Linked DNA regions of Homo sapiens: region 2 is linked to region 1. A link is a loop called in an ENCODE intact Hi-C map of the cell type or tissue named here. Cell type or tissue: PC-9. All regions are shown on one strand.

Region 1 (2,500 bases):
GCAAGCTTAGACCGGTGGGATCTAGGGCAACAATCTCCCATGGCCAATGAAGGCCAGAGATTTCTATGTAACCCTGACCAGTGACCAGGAAAGGATCAAGCCATAGGTAATAATGCTACTAATTAAACGTCTCGTGCATTTAACGGCGCTTCCTTAGGTCCTACAACACCTGTGAGGACATTGTTATCAATCTCATAGTGCTCTTAAGGGGCCAGGGCTCCCACAAGATCAGGGACAAGGCCACATTAGATGGGAACTTCCTATCTTTTGTGACAGCTGCTGTGGACACCTGGCCAGATGTCCCCACGAGAAGACCCTATTTCCTGTGCTCCCTCCGCTGCTGACCATCACGGCAGGATTCCCAGCTGTTAGTGCAACCTCTGGCTGCAGAGAAAACACACCGTTCCTTGGAGGTCAGTACTAGCAGGACCACTGCTCACTTCCCCCTGAATGCACAACATGACAATGACCTCTCACATTTTCTTGGCCCTTAACACCACCTACTTTTACCACCACTCCTCTTTAATCATCACCCCCAACTTCATGTTAAATCTGATACATTATTTTAGGTGCTTGTCTGCTCTATTCATGGTTATTTATTTATTCATTAACTGAATATTTATGTTTTTTGAGCCGCTCTAGGACTCCAGCTATTCTCTGGTATTGGGAGGTTGCAGTAAATAAAGCAGATTAATTCTCTTGCCCTTCTAAAGCTGCGTTGTCCAACACAGTAGCACTAGCCACGTGTGGCTATTTAATTTTAATTAATTAAAATTAAATTCAAAATGAAAGCATCCATTGTCAACTTTTCAGTGATTGATAGCCACAGTTGGGTAGTGGTTGCCAATATTGGACAGCACAGATAGAGAACATGTCCATCATCATAGAAAGTTCAACTGGGCAGTGCTGCTTAATAGTGCTTTCACTCACTCTGGTAGTGGGAGATAAATGACAATCTAAAACATATATATGTATGTGTATATATATACATATATACTAAAATATCAGGTAGATAAAGTGCCATGGAAGGGAATAAAGTGAGTAGAGGGAATAGATAGAAAATGATGGCATTGTGTGCTTTTTGTTGTTTTTGTTGATTTTTAGAGACAGAGTCTCTCTCCGTTGCCCAGGCTGGAGTGCAATCATAGCTCACTCCTGCCTTGAACTCCCGGGCTCAAGTGATCCTCCTGCCTTGGCCTCCCAAAGTGCTGGGATTACAGGTGTGAGCCACTTCGCCCAGCCGGGGACTGCTATTGTAACCATTGACTCTAGTGGTCACTTCCTTTTTCTCCGAATTCCTCCTCTGGTAGCATGATACCATTTTCTATGTGTTCTTCTACCTATATGGCTGATGCCATAGGGATGGGACAGCTCTTCTTGAGATTCTTCCAGTAAGAACTGAAAATTTCTGTGGCAACATTTTTGCATGCCACACCATTAAAATGAGCTGTTGTGTCAAGACTCAAGATGCTAGTGTGCTTTTTTAAAAGTTAGAAGTAAACGACATGAAACTAACCACTATAGACTCACAGTTCAGAAAGGCTTACCTCTGTCGCTTCTCAACACCACCACAAGGTGGCAGCAGGGGTTTATGAACGCCATCTGCGTCGCTCGGCTAATTCCTCATCCCCAACACAAACTTTTATGCATCTCTTTAGTAGAAGTGAAAAATAAATCCTCCAGGGTAAAATATGGAAATGTAAAATGGCACCTATGTAATTAACAAAGGCTAATTGGAATTACAGCATGGCCCAGAATTCTAACTGAATGTTTGTTGATAGGTTCCGGAAAAGCAGAGTCAAGCATTGTAGATAACTATGACATGCATTAATTCCCTTTTGCCTTTACTATTGAGATGCATAGCAGTTGTGCAGTGTGCTCTTTACCCCATCCTTTTTTTTTTTTTTTTTTTTTTGAGACAGAGTCTCGCTCTGTCACCCAGGCTGGAGTGCAGTGGTGCCATCTCGGCTCACTGCAACCTCTGCCCTGGGTTCAAGTGATTCTCGTGCCTCAGCCTCCCAAGAAGCTAGGTTTACAGGCAAGTGCCACCACACCCACACACCCAACTAATTGTGTGTGTGTGTGTTTTTTTTTGAGACGGAGTCTCGCTCTGTCGCCCAGGCTGGAGTGCAGTGGCGCGATCTCGGCTCACTGCAAGCTCCGCCTCCCAGGTTCACGCCATTCTCCTCAAGGCTGAGGGTTCACACCTCAGCCTCCCAAGTAGCTGGGACTACAGGCGTTCGCCAACACTCCTGGCTAATTTTTGTATTTTTAGTAGAGACGGGGTTTCACCTTGTTAGCCAGGATGGTCTCAATCTCCTGACCTCGTGAATCGCCTGCCTCGGCCTCCCAAAGTGCTGGGTTGCAGGCGTGAGCCACCGCGCCCGGCCTCATCCAAGTAATTATATTTTTTAGTAGAGACAGCGTTTCTCTATTTGGCCAGGGTGGTCTCGAACTCCTGGCCTCAAGTGGCCTGCCTCGGCCTCCCAAAGTGTTGGGA
Region 2 (2,500 bases), 190 kb before region 1:
CATCAATGTTCATCAAGGATATTGGCCTGAAGTTTTCTTTTTTGTTGTGTCTACAAGGTTTGGGTATCAGGATGATTCTGGTGTCACAGAATGAGTTAGGGAGGAGTCCCTCCTCCTCAATTTTTTGGAATAGTTTCAGCAGGAATGGTACCAGCTCTTTTTTGTACATCTGGTAAAATTCAGCTGTGAATCTGTCTAGCCTTGGGGTTTTTTTGGTTGGCAGGCTACCTATTACTGATTCAATTTTGGAGCTTGTTATTGGTCTATTCAGGGATTCAATTTCTTCCTGGTTCAGCTATGGAGGGTGTATATGTCCAGGAATTTCTTCATTACTTCTAGATTTTCCTAGTTTGTTTGCATTGAGGTGTTCATAGTAGTCTCTGACGGTTATTTGTATTTCTGTAAATGACAAAGTTTATTTGGTTCTTCTTTCTTAGTCTAGCTAGCAGTCTACCGTATTAATTTTTTCAAAAAACCAGCTCCTGGATTCGTTGATCTTTTGAATGGTTTTTCATGTCTCAATCTCCTTCAGTTCAGCTCTGATTTTGGTTATTTCTTGTCTTCTGCTAGCTCTGAGGTTGGTTTGCTCTTGCTTCTCTAGTTCCTTCAGTTGTGATGTCAGGTTGTTAATTTGAGATTTTTCTAACTTTTTGATGTGGGCATTTAGGGCTGTAAATTTGAAGGAGCCATTTTTATCACACATACTGAACATTTACTTTGGGCTGGATGCTCTTCAGGAAGAAGACAGAGAACACCCTCAGCCCTTACCATTCTCCTTAACTTGGCTCAAAAAGCAGGGCAGGGTGGTGCAGGTTAGAGCAACAACACACAGACACACCTCCTCACAGAAACACTCATGGTAGGAATCAGAGAAAGTGCTGGAAGAATTCTAGAGGTCACCTACTGCATGGTTTTCAAGAGGAAAGTCTTTTTTAGCCGCAGAACATAGAACAAAATATTAAATGTACATGAAACCAGATGGAAGTGGAAGGAGCTCGTGTGGTGCTTGGGAGCTGTCCAAGCTACTTCTTATCTCCTCTTTAGCTCTCCCTCCAGAACGGCCTGTGAGGCACCTGTGAGGTTCCCTAGAACCCCTCAAAGTACAGTCTGAAACGGCAATTTTACAGATGGGGAAATGAGGGCTCCAGCATTAGAGATGTTTAAGGCCCCACAGCTAGGGATGTGCAGAGGTGGAAGCTGAAGCCAGGACCCTCGAGTCCCCAAACGTGTTCTTTCCACCACATCAGTCCTCTGCGTGTGGTGTGGCTGGTGACCCGGAGGGGCTCTGGATTCAGCTTCTTCTCCCGGAAGGCAAATGCCATCTCGGGAGTTGCGGGGGAAGCCCGTGGGAAACCTACTCCAATCCAATGTTCTAGGCTGAGGCACTCAATTCCTGGAAGCAGGATTAAGACCATTCAGAAAATATGTCCTCTTTTCAGCTAGCCTTGTAACTGGAAGAGGTACATGGGGTCACCAGGGGACTTTCCAAACATAATACATCTCGGAGGTCTGAAAGGACTCAGAAGTAGCGCACAATGCCTATTGCAATAACCAAGTAATTCCAGCAGAGGGCACTATTTCCTAACAATCTGAAATGCTAACCAGCATCACAGATTGGAAAGCTAGGAAGCTCCTTTAAAAAAACAATTTTTTTTTTCAGTAGTCTTAGCTCTCTGCAAAGAACATAAGTATAGCAATTCAGACTAATTAAAATTCCCAATCACACAGATTTCTAGGGTGTAGTTTTAAAAGAATCAGGTGACCAATAGGCATTCTGTTCTTTAAACAGTTTGCCTGTGGCTGCTTTTAAAGTTTCTTGACTAATCTGGCTTTAATGATCAGCCAGAGCATGTCTTGCAGAAGAAAGAGCAAAAGACGTTGAAGCACACTGAGCCAACCACACATTTCAATAAATATGTAGATTTTGAGACACTGTGAACCAACATGCACACATTTCAATAAGTAGATAGAAGCATAGGGACAGGGAACAACCCACACATTTCAATAGATAAACGTGGAGGCATTGTGAACCGACAAATAAAGAAAAAAAAAGAGTTGTGGGTGAGAAGGGGGGTGACAGGCTGGGCTACCTGCTCAGGAATGCACAGCTGGTGTCCAGAGACTCAGTCAGATGCTTCTCTTCTAGCCCCACGATTGCCAGGGAGCTAAGAACAGGCTCTCATTTCCCCAGATGAGGAAATCCTGGTCCAAAGGGGTTTTCCCTCAGGGGTCTCAAGCTCCTCTGTAGATGCCCCAGCATCTGAGGAGGTGGGAGGAGAGGCTGAGAGAGGCTGCCCAAGTCAGGGACTGAGTCTTTTCTTCCCATGAACAGAATGAGTAGCAGGACTTTTCCCTTTTAAGAAGAGTCTAGACCAGTGATTCTCAACTGGGGGCTATTTTGTCACCCACTCCCATCAGGGAATATTTGACAATGCGTGGAGATATTTTTGGTTGTCATAATTTTGGGGGTGCTATGGCATTTAGTGGGTAGAGACCAGGG

The links. Hi-C counts contacts between places; a loop is a spot of excess contacts. Peaks named below come from ENCODE experiments on the same cell type or tissue, not always from the same donor. Only the 100,000 strongest peaks of a DNase experiment are listed, where the experiment ranks them.
Region 2: it touches region 1 in a loop (12-fold over the local background); 63 of 110 quality-filtered maps call a loop at or near these places.

The regions. Positions count from the first base shown.
Region 1 is chr15:83,437,299-83,439,798 of GRCh38, forward strand. No RefSeq gene overlaps it. Among named protein-coding and RNA genes, the nearest start is that of SH3GL3, 8.8 kb to the right of the region's middle. In PC-9, CTCF peaks have their summits at 1,552 (motif pointing right) and 1,755; no DNase peak of the experiment used is centred here.
Region 2 is chr15:83,247,017-83,249,516 of GRCh38, forward strand. No RefSeq gene overlaps it. Among named protein-coding and RNA genes, the nearest start is that of BNC1-AS1, 36 kb to the right of the region's middle. In PC-9, CTCF peaks have their summits at 1,558 (motif pointing right) and 1,758; a DNase peak (open chromatin) is centred at 1,575; H3K27ac peaks cover 384 bases.